Regions from separate parts of the Mus musculus genome. Here region 1 is linked to region 2. A link is a loop called in an ENCODE intact Hi-C map of the cell type or tissue named here. Cell type or tissue: left cerebral cortex. All regions are shown on one strand.

Evidence for each region. Peaks named below come from ENCODE experiments on the same cell type or tissue, not always from the same donor. Only the 100,000 strongest peaks of a DNase experiment are listed, where the experiment ranks them.
Region 1: it touches region 2 in a loop (2.2-fold over the local background); 7 of 42 quality-filtered maps call a loop at or near these places.

The regions. Positions count from the first base shown.
Region 1 is chr5:98,182,055-98,190,054 of GRCm38, forward strand. It overlaps Prdm8 (PR domain containing 8), which reads left to right. Exons shown (of 4, transcript NM_029947.2): 2 at 1,235-1,455; 3 at 2,407-2,635; 4 at 2,970-5,394. The coding sequence starts at 1,237. The coding sequence ends at 4,588. It overlaps A730035I17Rik (RIKEN cDNA A730035I17 gene), which reads right to left and starts at 3,930. Exons shown (of 3, transcript NR_153823.1): 1 at 2,990-3,930; 2 at 2,664-2,714; 3 at 1,064-1,498. In left cerebral cortex, a CTCF peak has its summit at 3,394 (motif pointing right); DNase peaks (open chromatin) are centred at 302, 444, 1,258, 2,123 and 9 more places; H3K4me3 peaks cover 4,955 bases; H3K27ac peaks cover 3,446 bases.
Region 2 is chr5:97,931,182-97,939,181 of GRCm38, forward strand. Antxr2 (anthrax toxin receptor 2) reads right to left here. Exons shown (of 17, transcript NM_133738.2): 15 at 7,222-7,386; 16 at 6,906-6,986. Among named protein-coding and RNA genes, the nearest start is that of Gm34226, 81 kb to the right of the region's middle. In left cerebral cortex, a CTCF peak has its summit at 4,547; DNase peaks (open chromatin) are centred at 3,568, 4,195, 4,634 and 6,171; H3K4me3 peaks cover 1,011 bases; H3K27ac peaks cover 759 bases.

The DNA.
Region 1 (8,000 bases), 250 kb after region 2:
GCTAGCTGAACAAGAAAAGAGTAAGATCGGTTTTCCCCACGGCCACTTAAGGTATATAAATACAGAGACAATCACTGTCACTGGTGAAACTGCTAGGGAAAAACCAACTTAGAGGAATTGTTAGATTTCCCCAAGAAAAATGGCATGGCTAACTAAGACCTAGTTTAAATAATTTAAATGATTGCTTTCTTTAAGTGCTAAGTATTACAGGGGGTGTCCAGTGGCTGAGGAAGGAAACGATCCCTGTAAGACGGCTTAATAGAGAGCCCGCCACTGGGGCATTACTTCTAAATTGCTGCGGATTAAACAGCTGGAGGGCCCACTCAGGACCATTCAAGCAGGGCTGACCCCTTCTAGCCCAAACAGGGTGGTATCAAGGGAAGTGAGAATTCACCAGTCATTACACACAGAATTTCAGACAGGGGACACTTCAAGCCTGCCCTATACCTGCTCGCTTCATGGGCCACAGGCGACTCAATCCACCCTCTTGTATAACAAGGTAACTGGGATTCAACCTCATCCATAAATAAGCATGTCGAGAAAAAATAATTACCTCTGCTTGCTGCTTTTAATTAAAGCCTCAGAGGGACAGTGCTGGATTATGGTAATGAGCAGACATGCGTCCCTTCTTGTAGGCTGCAAAGAAAGGTTAGCTGACATAGAATTAGTGGCCCTGACACTCCACTTGAAATCCATTCGCCATGCTCCGTGGTCCCCGCCTGCTAGCTAAGGCTGCTCCCCTTGTTAGAAGAAAAGAAGAAATCACAATGAGACACTGGGCTTAGTACATAGGACAGGACTGTCCCCCAAAGATTAAAAGTGCGGGTTTTTTTTTTGGGGGGGGAGTTATGCAGTCAGAAATTTTGCATATGCTGGTTTTAAAGCAAACAAACCTACAAAAGCCCTACCTTCGCCCCAATGCCCCACTCTATAAATCCCGAGGTAGCATAGACACAGCCTGCTCCAGTCTTCACCGGCTCTCTATTTTCTTTTTCTCAAGCAGGAAGTGTGCTCCCATGCTTCCTGTTCCAGTTATTTAAAAGGAAGGAATAATACTTCGAAGTTGGCATCTTTAAAGCATGACAGATTGATCGGCTTTATTTTTAAAGTAGGAGCTATGTAAAAAAGCCGGCAAGTGCAAAGAAAATATGTCTGGTAGCGGAAACGCTCTGCCGAGGTTCGTAGCAGAAAAGGCAATAACAACTCTCTTCTCGTCCTGGGTATCTGTCTCCAGTGATGGAGGATTCAGGCATCCAGAGAGGCATCTGGGATGGAGATGCCAAGGCTGTCCAACAGTGTCTGACAGACATTTTTACCAGTGTATATACAACCTGCGACATCCCAGAGAACGCCATATTCGGTCCCTGTGTACTGAGCCATACTTCCCTGTATGACAGCATAGCCTTCGTAGCCCTCAAGTCCACGGACAAGAGAACAGTACCTTACATCTTCCGGGTGAGTCTCAGCAAGTGTGATGGAGGTGTCTGAGGGTAATTTCCTGTTGGGAGTGAGGAAGGAGACATCCTAAGGACAATGTAATCATCTGAGCAGTCAGAGCAGAGCGAACACAACAAAAATTAGAAAAGAAAAACTAGATTCAAATCATCAAGTGATTTTACTGAGAAAAAGAAAAAGACAATGCCAAGGTTGCCTGAATCGGTACTCTAGTTCTGGGTTCCCTAGATTAGGGCTTCCTAAATTGCTAAGGAGACCTTGTTAGTACTGGGGCTATTTACATATTAAGTAGTCCTTGAGAGAACTTTTACAAGTATTGAGTATATTTATTTTGTAACCTGGGAGGTCTCCCCATCGCCTGATTATTGCTTTCTTTAGTTAACATTAGCTAGTGTTCAGAGTTTGTATTTAAATTAAAACGTTAATTGTTTTGGCAGCAAAGCATCTATAATCCACGTTTGTGTTTGTAACAGGCCTCTTTCTTCCTAGTAGTTCTTTTTTTATTAATTATTTTATTTATTTACATGCTAAATGTTACTCCCAGTTTCCCCACCCCAGAGTTCCTAGTCTTTCATCATGAAGTAAAGCTGTTAGTCCTTCATGTCAGTTAGGAAGATGGGCGTGAGTGCCATAGAATAATTACTAAGACCCGAACTTGCCTTTTACTTCTGAAACACGGGAAATTTCCTCTCCTTTTGTCATGTGAGGTAACTGAAAGGGAGATTCTAAAGAGGCTACTCTGTAAGACTGACCCAATATTGCAAAGGATGGCCACTGTGCCCATTGACCACAAATGCAGGGATGCAGTTCGACTTTGGTCAACTTTTGCAAACTTGGTTTCAGATAATTGTTTGGAAAGAACAAAAGCCAGACAGATGAAATATCTCTGGTTTCTCTGGTTGCCGTCTTTCACGTGGATCCCTCTCTTCTTGTCTTTCTTAAATACTGTAGGTAGACACTTCGGCGGCAAATGGTTCCTCAGAAGGTCTCATGTGGCTGCGGCTGGTCCAATCAGCCCGAGATAAGGAAGAACAGAATCTCGAAGCTTATATAAAAAATGGACAGCTGTTCTACCGCTCTCTCCGCAGGATTGCCAAAGATGAAGAGTTACTAGTTTGGTACGGGAAAGAACTGACTGAATTGCTCTTGCTCTGCCCGTCTAGAGCTCACAAAATGAACGGTAGGTTGGCTCGGGTGCCTGGGCTCACCTTGCACATCATAGGGTGGACGAAGCTTCTGAGGTGTTGTCCCGAATGGAACTAGGACAGAAGGGGAAGGAAAAGTTGGGGAGCGTTTGACTTAGTAAATGCACAAATCAAGAAAGTAAGTTGCACCAAATAGGATAGTGTATTCATTTTTTTGGGCACTCAGCCCAGAAAGATAAAGTGGATTTGTTATGGGGAGGATGGCTAAGTGGCCTAGGGGCGATGCTAACTAACCATGTGGGGTGTGTGTGTGTGTGTGTGTGTGTGTGTGTGTGTGTGTGTGTGTGTGTGTGTTTGCTCACTAAGCAGGGTCGTCTCCTTACACATGCCTGGAATGCAGCCAACGTTTCCAGTTTGAGTTCCCCTATGTGGCACATCTGCGATTCCGCTGCCCCAAGAGACTTCACAGCACTGATGCGAATCCCCAAGACGAGCAAGGGGGCGGCTTGGGCACTAAGGACCACGGCGGCGGCGGCGGTGGTAAAGAGCAACAGCAGCAGCAACAGCAGCAGCAACAGGAGGCGCCGTTGATCCCGGGCCCCAAGTTCTGCAAAGCCGGCCCCATACACCACTACCCCGCGTCATCCCCGGAGGCGAGCAACCCGCCGGGCTCCGCGGGTGCCGGCAGCGCCAAGCCGTCCACGGACTTCCACAACTTGGCTCGGGAACTGGAAAACTCCCGGGGAAGCAGCAGTTGCGTAGCGGCCCCGGGCGTCGGCAGTGGCGGCAGCGGCCACCAGGAGGCGGAGCTGAGTCCCGACGGCGTCGCCACCGGCGGCTGCAAAGGCAAGAGGCGGTTCCCAGAGGAGGCGGCGGCGGAGGGCGGCGGCGCGGGGCTGGCGGGCGGCCGTGCGCGCTTCTCCGAGAGGCCGCTGGCGACCTCCAAGGAGGAGTTGGTGTGCACGCCGCAGCAGTACCGCGCCGCCGGCAGCTACTTCGGCCTGGAGGAGAACGGCCGGCTCTTCGCGCCGCCCAGCCCGGAGACTGGCGAGGCGAAGCGCAGCGCCTTCGTGGAGGTGAAGAAGGCGGGCCGCGCGGTGGGCTTGCAGGAGGAGGCGGCGGCGACAGACGGCGCAGGGGGCACGGCCGAGGACCCCGACGCGGGAGGCGGTGTCGCCGGCGGCGGCAGCAACGGCTCGTCCACCCCCGCGGCGGGGTCGCCTGGGGCCCCCGAGAAGTTGCTGGCTCCGCGTCCCGGAGGCTCTCTGCCCGGACGGCTGGAGGGCGGGAGCCCCGCGCGCGGCAGCGCCTTCACCTCGGTGTCGCAGCTGGGCGGCGGTGGCGGCGCGGGGACCGCGGGGACTGCGGGGGGCTCGGGGGGCGGCCAAACGGCCGCATCGGACGAGCGGAAGAGCGCCTTCTCGCAGCCCGCGCGCTCCTTCTCGCAGCTGTCCCCGTTGGTCCTCGGCCAGAAGCTGGGCGCTCTCGAGCCGTGTCACCCGGGAGACGGCGTGGGTCCCACCAGACTCTACCCGGCCGCCGCCGATCCGCTGGCTGTGAAGCTGCAGGGGGCAGCGGACCTGAACGGAGCCTGCGGGCCCCTGGCGAGCGGCGGTGGCGGTGGCTTGCCCAAGCAGAGCCCCTTCCTCTACGCCACCGCCTTCTGGCCCAAGAGCTCGGCTGCGGCGGCAGCGGCGGCGGCGGCCGCCGCCGGGCCCCTGCAGCTGCAACTGCCCTCCGCGCTCACCCTGCTGCCGCCCTCCTTCACTTCGCTGTGTCTGCCCGCGCAGAACTGGTGCGCCAAATGCAACGCCTCCTTCCGCATGACCTCCGACCTGGTGTACCATATGCGGTCTCACCACAAAAAGGAGTATGCCATGGAGCCCCTGGTGAAGCGGCGGCGGGAGGAGAAACTCAAGTGCCCCATTTGCAACGAGTCCTTCAGGGAGCGTCACCACCTGTCCCGGCACATGACCTCGCATAATTAATTGTTGCGTAAAAGACTCCGGCTTTCCACGCGTGTGCACGCACAGTCAAGCCACCTGCAGGAGCAGACACGCGAGGATGACATCCACCACTACCTTATGCCCCCAAACACTGCAACCAAACACGTGCACACACAGGTCCCTCCCCTCGCCAGGAGCCTCATCATCCAAATGTTTAATTTCACACACACACACACACACACACACACACACACACACACACACGCACGCACGAACGCACACACGGACGCACGCACACGATGCACAGGATGGTGGATTTTGGATTGGGTGGGTTGTTTGAGCGGGGTTTTCTTTTGAATGCACGAATTTTCACTTTCCCAAAAACAAAAGTACATTTTTAAAAAAATGTCATATATTGCAACATATTGATGCATTTGTCATACGTTTCTACTTAAATTATTAAGCACTTATGGTTTAGATGTAATAATTATATGTAAGGACAAAGTTTATTTTAGATATAAAGTAATGGAGGAAGAGGAGATGCGTTCTGCATTTCCTGATGACAGCTGTGTTCTTACAAAAATAAACAAAATGGATAAAAAGGGGGGCGCCATTCGGTTTAAGTTTCCAGGGGGAAGTGCATGTATCATGAAATGATTATGGACTTCAGTGAAGAATGTCATCAATGATGTAAATATGTATTCCCTTTTAATACAAAGTGTAATTTTGTGCCAGTGACATGGAGTCTGAATAGTTATGTGTTTCTTCTATCCCTAAGAGATTTATTAAACGGTATAGTTTATCCAGGTATGTTGGATGCTTTGACAATAAATAACTATTTTCCTCAAAGCAAATATTTGGAAAGTTTACAAAAAATATTTTTAGGTCAGTATAATACTTTGGATAGTTGATGCCTTTTCGTTGACTCCTTGAAAAGAAGCAAGGAGACCACAGCTTCCTCTGCAGGTATTAACTACAAGCCAGTTTTGAGCCTAAGGGTGTTGATTGTCACTTGAAGATTCTCTATCTGAAAGGTGTTGGGTTTAAGGATCAAGGACAAATCACTTAGGTGCAGTAATTGCCATACAGGTTCCCTGTCAGAACTTTGTAGGTGTCTCTTCCAGAAGGAAAAGAATTACTCTCCACATAAGTGACCAATCTGCATTTTTTAAGCCCACTTTAGGATCTAGTAGTGATACTTCCCCCAAGGGATGTCCTACATTCTAGAACTTCAAGCTTCCTATCATCCATTAAGGACACATAGAGAATCTATCAAGTAATACAATTTGAAAGACCGAGGTTTGCTGATGGTATATCAAAGGCCTCCGTGTCCACACATGTCTATCTGGGAGTGATCCTGAGACAAAGATACCGAGGAACCAACTGGTTCTTTATGAAAAGTCGCTGTCATCTTGGCTTCTGACTTCAGTTCTTAGAGAACATCATGTTTGTGTCTGGTGTACACTGAAGCCTCTACACTAAAAACCAAATGACCAATGAGCCTTCTTTGCAGCAACCTCACCCCCACCAACACACACACACACACACACACACACACACACACACACACACACACACCTCTCTCTCTCTCTCTCTCCTTCCCTCCCCTCCCCCCTCCCCCCATTGAACCCTTAACTACACCTCCCTTTTTGTTGATTTCCCCCTTCCATGTGAAGGATGCTTGTGGAGAGATCTCTAGTGGGAACTTCACACATGTCTTCATCTCAAGGCTTTTCAAAAACTTTCCCTAAAGGATTTTGAAGCCTTCATTGTTTTAAGGCCACCAGACAGCAAGTTGCATTTAGAACAGGGACCCTGTTGTAGGGGTGATAAATGTATTCAGGGAATATGGCCACTTTGGTGGAAAAGCTGTTTGTCTACCTTGGAGTCATTCGAATACTATTTTGGCACTATAATCCTTTGAGGCCTGCTTTCAGTTTCCCCACATAGTCTGATGACTTTACACTCAACCTGCTCCAAGTGTAAGTAAGGAAAGGATGGTCCAAAACGTACTGGTTTTGCCTCTGCTAATGTTAGCTGGTGTTGTCATTGGTCACATCATTTGGTGTACCTGTGGATTGCTTATGTCTTCTAGAAAACCAGGGAAGCACATTCCAGTGTCTTCAAATTACGTCTAGCACAGAAGAGAGTTTTTGTTTCTTTTGTTTTTCCCAGTGAAACAAATAATTGGACCTAACGAGAGATTTCTCAAAAACGCCCAAGATGAGTTGTGAGGAAAACTGAGCAGCAGGAACATGGGACGATACTTAGGTGTGAAGAGAAAATAGTCCTTTGGTGTTGCCTACACCACAGTGTCCGACGGATTGAACTCTATGCTTGGGATGCTGCTGTAGTATTACTGGAACAGAAATTTATTAAAAATGAGCAAGCACAGGCCATCTTGGGAATTACCTTTAAGGAAAAAAAAATACTTGAATTTGCTTTCCTATTCTATCCGATCCTTCTGAAACTTCAACTTTCACTTAAACAGCTTCATTATCAGTGGGAATTCAGACAGAAATGAATTGTCTGGGAAAAGTTCAGCGAATACTGCTCCTGGAAAGGGGTTTCCGAAGGGCACGCGCAGAAAAGCTAGTTCCTTCACTATTCTCTTTGGTTTGGCTATTATCTTACACTTGCCTTCAAGCAGAAGGTCTCCCAATGGATGAATTATCTCCTAGGCGATCCAGGTAGGCAAATACGTTAGTTAGTTCCGGGGTTGGCTATGCAGATCGTTCTGTGCACAAACCCTTTTGGCGGGAGTAGTAGGGGAAGGATGCCCAAAACTAACTTACCATTAGCCAAGGCAAACTTTGTTTTCCTTTAAGGGGGCACTGTCAGATGCACAGCGATCCTTTCCCAGAAGAGAGCTTCTAGAATTCCAAATCTCCCCTTGCTGAGGTCATTGGCTGAAGCGGTGTTAATGCCTGCACGCAGCTGCGGAGGAAACCAGGTCACGGGGCTCCGCGGCAAGCTGGCTCCACAAATTTCATGCCAGGTGTCCCAAGCTTCCAGGCCACGCAGGTGGCCTGAGCTTTGAGTGTCCTGCCGGAAAAGCAGGTCACAAAGTCAGCCAGTTGCGTCCCAGCATTTGTTTTATCCCAGTCGCTGGAATCATGCCCGGGAAGTGATCTGGCATCTGGGGTCTCCTTCTCTAAACATTTGCGCATGGAGGAGCCCATATGTTACAGGGTGTCTTTATGGGGTGCAGCATTCACCCACGGGCCTGCAGAACAGGGAAGGGGCAGGAAGGGACGCACGTGTATCCGCTGGAATGTACAGCACTGGAGAGTTAAGTCCGAAACGAAATCTTATCTGGGAAAGTTACCAAGTCCTAGCAGCCTTGAGCTGGCATCCCGAGTACTCCCCGAGCCTGGAGTGTGGCAGTCTCAGTAGGGCAGGAACTAGTTGCAAACACAGGCTGTGCTCTGCTACCCAAATTGAGTGATGGGTC
Region 2 (8,000 bases):
AGCTTAGAAAAACAATGTGCTCAGCCCTGAAAAACTGAGGTCAACTTTTGGCCTTTTATAAAAAATGTTTTTGCTTTGTTTTTGACAACATAATATAATTACATTTCTCATTCTCTTTCAAATCCTTTCATATAAACCCAGACCTTTTTACATATTAATGGCCTTTTAAAAAGTCAACTGCTATAGCATGCATACAGGTAAAGATTTAAATGTATATGTATGCGTGTGTCTATATATATATATGTGTATATATATATACACACATATATATTCCTGTATATACTATATATATTATACTATATAAATATAAATATAGTATAATATATATAGTATATACAAAGTATATATATTATACTTTATAAATATACTATATTTATATATATATAAATGTATATGTATGTGTGTGTGTGTGTATATATATATATATATGCATATATATATATATATATATTCCTCTATATACTCCTGAATATACTCCTGTATGTATTCCTAAATATAACCTGCTCAGTCCATTGTATATATGTTTTAAGAGCTGACTATTTGGAATTGAACAGCCAATTGGTGTGTTCTTCCCTGGGGAAGACTACCACTTGCATTTTTTTTTATTTTGCATTTTTTTTCTGTGCCGACGCTTATAGATGAAAGACAATTTATATTTCTAAAAAGCAATGTATATATCTAAAAAGGGGCACTGTCCTTATAAATAATTTTCTTTGTTAATTGCTAAAGTGCTCATTAAATAGTCAAGTATTATATATACGTTCTTTTTCACAGATTGGCCTAGCTTGGTAATTTATGTAATTGAATCTTTCATATCCTTCATCTCACTTTAGGAAACCAGAATGAATTAACACATACCTGTTAATTATATAGTTAAGAGGTAAATTTAAGCTAAGAAATGGCAGCCAAAGAACATTCTTTGTGAATGTTCATTTCCAGTGCAAGAGACATTGGTTGAAGACTTTTATAAAGATCAAGTACGGTCTACAGTACTGCAAACATTTCTATAACTACAGTGTAAACGTACATCCATCTATACAGTCACACACCCCTGTAGCAGTCAATGGGGTCGAGACATGCTCATGATCTGGATTATTCTAGTAGAAATTTTATCATGTATCAGCCAAAGGTAGTTAGTTGGGTCTGAAGAGATGGCTCAGCAGTTAAGAACACTGGCTGCTCTTCCAGATGACCCAGGTGTTATTCCCAGCACCTACATCATGGCTTAAAACTATCTTTAACTCAACTTCTGGGTGATCTGATGTCCTGTTCGTACCTTTACCTGCACTGCACAAATGTAGCACATAAATATACATGCAGGGAAAACCTGCAGACACATTACAAATATTTTAAAGAAAAAAGAGAGAGGAAGAAATGGCACTTTAAAAGATGTCCTGAGTTAAAGGTTGGACAGGGAAGCTGTACCCATAAAATTTCAGCTCTATGTTCACCTGAGCAAGACCTGCACCATGGCAGCACCAGCTGAAATGCCAGTGTACATGAGGAGCATCTCACAAGGCCCCAAACTTGGATGAAGAGCTCTAAGTGACCAATGGCTACTGAGAAAGGAAGAATCAATCTCCTCCAGGAAGGAGCCCGTAAGAGGCTATCTAACCCTAGAACTCTGTAGGAATCACAAGTACACACAGGCCATACTGAGTGGACTAGGCGGGTTATGTTTTAAAATAAATACAGAAAGAAATAATGAAAATGTAAGATGCTAAGGTTACCTGAGAGGCAGAGTTGGAAGTGGGGTGGGTTAGTGAGCAGGGGGAGGGGGAGGAGATAGGGGGTTTCAGAGGGGAATCAGGAAAGGGGACAACATTTGAAATGTAAATAAAGCATGGTCTACAAAGTGAGTTCCAGGACAGCCAGGGCTATACAGAGAAACCCTGTCTCGAAAAAATAAATAAATAAATAAATAAATAATAGTAAATAAATAAATAAGGAAGGAAGGAAGGAAGGAAGAAAGAAAGAAAGAAAGAAAGAAAGAAAGAAAGAAAGAAAGAGGAAATATCTAATAAAACAAAATCAAAATTTTAAAGATTTGGACTTTTCAAAAAAAAAAAGAGTTGGAAGTGTTCTCTAAGAAGTGTTTGTCTGATCATAATTGGCCTAAAGGACAATAATTAATTGTATATGTCATAGGGTTTTTTCAACAGTTTTATACTTATCTCTATATTTTCATTTTAATTACTGAAAATAGTATATAAAAGTATAAGTGTTTTGTGGTCATTAGGACTGACTTGGGCTAAAATAGGAGGTTTTTCTGGATCCCATAAAACATATTATAAAGCTCACCCATATGTCACAAAATACATAAACTAATTTTTTTAAAACAAAATGTATGAATGTAGTCATTTAAAAAGATGACAACAGCAAATAATAGCTGAGGATACAAAATAAAACTTTTTTAAGTTTAAGGTTTTGGCAAATGTATTTCAAAGTCTGAAGTCATTCATAGTATGCTAAAAACTATCGTAACTTCAGAATTATTTGAGTGAAAGATCAGTCTTCTACAGGAAACCCACGAGAGGTTTATGCCACAAACATGGTAGACAACAGAGGCAGGTGGTGGGAAGTCCTAATATGGAAGTGTTGGTCAGTTTGCGGTTGGCGTGGCTGAAGGGTGCACCATGTGATTCCTAAGCCCAGAGAGTGACATTTAGGGAGGCTGGGGTCACTGAAGAAGGTGCCATTCAAAGACAGTCAGGCCTGTTTGCTTAGCTATGAGGACTCAGAAGCAGGACGAACACAGCTGTGGACATAAATCTGCAACCGGGGATAATAAACCGGAAGCGAGCTTCAGCCATTGGCCTCTACAGTTACAAAGCTTTCTTGATGCCATCTTTGAAAGAAACTTGAGCGTCCTAAGATCGTGATGCATCTTGTCTTGGTTTTGCTATGAACTTTTAAAAAGTGGAAGAATGATGTTCTATCCATGTGGACCTCAGTCATTTGGAGGAATATGGAGCACGGCTGTATAATGTATAAGTGTTCTCCACATAGGAGGTCTGGCTTTACCTTGATATACACATGCACTACTATGGCACTGCCAACTCCAGCGTCTAACCCCAGGCCCTGCTCTTCGGCTAATCCTTTGCTCCTAAGCATACATTTATAAGACTGCTCTCATCTCAACATCATGCAGCCGCCTTACTGCATGATGGGGTATAATCACATGACTGTAGTCTTTACTTGCCAGGCTACTATTTTAGCCCATCCCATTGCCATTGTATAAATATACACCTGTGCACTAATATGAGTTTTTACAACTCTTTTGGTAAACATTAAACTAATTGATGAATTTTCTCTCCGCCGACACCGCCTCATTTTAAGGTACTACAAGTATGGAATCCTGACAAACAAACTGTTGTGCCATTCAATTTCCTAGATATTCTTATTTTCAGGGGGAGGGGGCGAGGAGAAGAAACTACCACCAGCAAAGCTAAATCCCATATTCCTTTGAAAAGAGAACCTTAAACTTCACATCTGCAGAGATAAGAAAATCTATAGAACGTTAGATGCAAGCGGAAATCCGTGTGTTTCAGGCATATTCTGGGATTCTTGTGTTGAATCTGTAAGTTGCTGCCTACTCACGGGTGAGTGAGGAGCCGTTTGAAGGTTAACATAACCTCAAACACAGTCAAGAAGGCCTTCAGAGATTTAATTGGTTTGTGGAACAACTCCAGCCTAGTGCTGTGCTTTCTTTTTTCTTTGCCTTTCTGCTTCTCTAACTCTCTTTTCATAGGGGAAAAAAATAAAAAGAGGACGCATGGTAATGCATCATTTATAAATTACCTTGTTATTGAGGGGGAAAACACACACACACACACACACACACACACACACATACAAAAAAAGAAAAGAAAAGAAAAAAAAACTGCTTTGAAAACCAAACAAACTCCTGCTGCGGAATCCAGCCCGTTTGATGGAGACCCTTCAAAAGAGTTCAGGGCTTAATGGAGGTTGTTTGTGCAGAGACTTCGATCTGTACCTGCTGTCCCCTGTCACTCCCTGGAAACTTGGCGGCAGATGTTGCAGCGGTAAGTTGTCTCTGAAGTGGCTCTCTGTCCTGTCTCCCCACCGCCGCGGAGTCAAACTGCATTAGATCTCCTATTTGTGCCTCGGGCAAGTTTGGGAGCGCAGCTGTGTCCACCCCGCTCCTACCTTTGGAGTTTGGGGCCTCCAGGCAGCGCGCGCGAGACCAAAAAACGGTCCTGCCGCTCTCAACTACCTCCGCTGACAATCGGCAGCGCGGCCGCCAGCAGATGTCGGGACAACCTGCTAGCTCGCACCTGGCCGCCAAACCAGCGACTCCCAGGACCCGGCGCCCGCATCAAAGCCCACGCCCGCCCGCCCGCAGCCCCGCGCGGGGAGCTCGCCCGTCCCGGCGACCGCTTTGATACTGCGCGCACCAGCTCCAGCCTCCGCATCAAGGACCCCGGGGCCGCGCCAGAACTAGGCCAGGGAGCCCCGTGGCCACTGCGCCCCAGCACAGCCTGGGCTCCAAAGGCACCGTGAAGGGCTCACTGCCCCACCTGCGGGACTCGCTGCAGTGCTGCACTCGCTCTCCGGTTTGTTTATCATACAGAGCTCTCAGGAGGCAGAATCTGCAATAAACTGTTCCTACCGAAATGACAAGGCTGTTTTCCAAAGCACAAAACAAGCTGCTGGATAGACTGGGGTTGTGTTCCTTGGAGCCATTAGTCAAACCCTTAGAAAAAGTGTGCCTTATTATCTGTCATGCAGCTTAAAGTCAGCCTCCCAGTCCACCCTCAGAGAATGCCGCTGTTTGGTATCCAGGAGAAAAGATATTCTTTATGCCCTGACCATGCAAATGAGGACGACCATCTAAATCCCGGAGGTTCCAAGCCTGCCTAATGTCTAAAATGAGCAAACTATTTTACAATCACACACACACACACACACACACACACACACACTCACACGCACGCGCTCACGCACGCTTCTGTACCCAACACCCAATTCCTCATAAAAGGCACAAACCAGTGTAAAACGATATGTTGTGTATAAGTGTGCATTCAAAGAAGATTGACGACCACAGGAGACACAGGAAAATAAAATGAGTAATAACACCAACTTACAAGTTGATAAATTTCAATTTTTTTTCTTTAAAGAAATTGACCTTAATATCAGATAACACTTGTTCCGATGAGTTAGTTGATATGATAGCCAAACTGTTTCAAAAGGAATTTAACATACTTACCTATGCTGAAAACAGACTGTTTATATAGAGTTCCTAACATTTAATAGGATAGTTTAGTGGAAAGTAAATTTTTAGAGCAAACTGATAATCAGATGAAAATGAAGATCTCATTCACATAAGTACAGTTCATATTCATATGAAGTATGTATATGTAAATTTAGTCAAGGTTTAATGTTTAACTCAGTTTAATCAGGTATGGGTGGATTTTAGGGGAGTAGATTTTACAAATATCCCAAGTTTTCCACAATAGCTAGAAGAGCATATACAATATTAGGAAGAGAACTGAAACCCCACCCCTCCCCCAATTATCTCCATTTACTCAATCCCCAGCACTTAATAAGATGGAAATTATTAACCATACAAACGAACATCTAACATGGTGAGGAACACCCTGAGATGAGGCTTGAAAGTCATTGTAATGAACGAAGTGAGTGAGACTCCAGCAGTCTTGAGAAGGAGAAAGGTTACAAGCAGACCCAGAAACAGAGCACAAGCCCACACTTGAATTTATGATGCATGAATTTCCATATAAAGGAAGTTTCTATCGCTAATGTGCCGATGACCTGGTAATAGGAGAGGCTGCTACCTAGACACACATAGCTCTCTCTCCCAGTGGTCTTAGCAGAGCACACTGGCCTCCCGCTGGAAAGTTCAGCTATATATTCTCAAGTTGTGTACCCTAACTGGCTGGCCTCAGATATTTCTGAAATGTTCCTAAATTGATAGAAGTAAAACAACAACAAAAAATTAATAAACAAATCTAAAATTCTTTTACACTTTAAACACCAAGTTAAAACTAGCTAATGCTAAGTGCATCTTGGCTTCACAGCACAAATGCTAATTTGATGGATGACTCCAAAGTTTTCAAGAGCAGCATGCCAGGCCTAAATGTGAAAGCCAAACTCCTCTGAGGTGTGCATGGTGTTCTCCTCAGTAGGAAAGGAAGGCCTGTACTCACACCATGAGAGCACGAGAGCATCATGAACAGCACTGGGTCTCTTAACCAGAGCCACCACTGGTGCATATGAGGAGGCTCTGAACAACTTTTCTAAAATTGTAGCACTAGGAAATGGTGCACGTTATTAGGAAAAATACTAAGAGCAGAATAATTCTTGGCAGATTTCTAAAATGAGAGCTTGAAGTGGAGTCCTTGATAAGGAAAAGACAGGCATACAGCACACTTTTAAGGATATGCATCTAAACACCACTATTACAGATTTCTGCAGTACTTCAAGCCTTCAGGACACCTTGACATATTTCAGAAACCAGACTGTGACCGCTACCACTATTAAAGGCAGGTAACAGGTTTATACCTAAAGAAACAGTTCTGAGGTGGTTTCCCCAGATCTCACTGCCACAAATGCTAGAAGAAAAAGACTTCAGATGCTAATTCCCAGTCTGTTTCTTCCGAAGGAAAATAACTCAGAACACATGCCTTCAAAGTCAAATACCGAAGCAATGAGCAGACTTACGACTTTAATTAATTATCTGGAAAGGCAGTGGTATGAAATTGGCTTGAAAAATGCATTCTGAAAACACAGAACTTAACAAGCACCCTATGTAACATGAACGTGCAGCGGTCAGCATCAATTCAATCCTGCATGCCCACAGGAAGTTTTAAGTTACTTTCATTACATGCCCTGCCCCCAGCCACCTTTCTCAAGAAATCACATACCTCATCACCTTCCTGGGGTCTCATCAAGGACACCCGGTCATACTGCTTCATGATCAAAGCCCAGAGTGCATCCAAACGACCCTAAAGAGATATTGGACTTGTAAACCTGGATTGCTTCATTTTTGTTAATCAACTAAGCAGGTAAATAAATAGAAAAACTTAAAGACTTGTGCTAAGAAAATATACAGTTGCTAAAGCATAAAAATGGATTGTCTACTATTTTATGGACCTTAGTCTTTCTCGGGGGACAGGAGAGACTGTAAAAGTGAAGTCCCCATTAGGTTTCAGCTATAGCACACAAAACACAGACACGTACCTTGATTGGCGTGTACCACTTTGTCTGAGGTGCCTGGTGTGTGGGTCTGGGTCGAGGTGGTCTGGATGGGATGGGGATCTCTTCTTCAGGGACCATCACCACAGCATTTTTTGCTTTCTCTAGCCTTGCACCTTCCTCTGTAGATCCTTTATCTCCCCAGCGGACCTTTAAAATGAAGGAGACATTGCTGTCAATCAAATCATCCCAGAGTACCAAGCTCTTATGCTGCCCACAGTCCTTTGATTCACCAGTCCGGTGTAAAAAGATAAATTAGTATACTAACTCCAGTTACTTTTCTCCTGAGCTTTAATGGGTTCCTTACCACTCATCATTATTATTTTTCCTGTATGTTTGGTTATATATGTGCATGTTCAAGTGTAGACATACATGTGTGGATGCCAAAGATCAACCTCAGGTTTCAATTCTTCAGGTTCCCTCCATCCTGGATTTTGAGACAAGGTCTCTCATAGAGACCTGAAGCTAGCCCATTAGACTGGGATGGCTGGACAGGACAGTCCAGACATCTTCCTGCCTGTTTCCTCACCATTCTCTTCTCTCTCTCTCTCTCTCTCTCTCTCTCTCTCTCTCTCTCTCTTCCTTTCTCTCTCTTGCTCTCTCTTTCTCTTATTTGAATATAAAGAATGCATGTGTATTTTCTTTTTGTAGTTCTTTTTTATGTTAATTTTTATTGCATATTTTCTTCATTTACATTTCAAATGCTAGCCCCTTTCCTAGTTTCCTATCCGAAAGTCCCCTATACTCTCTCTCTGCCCTGTTCC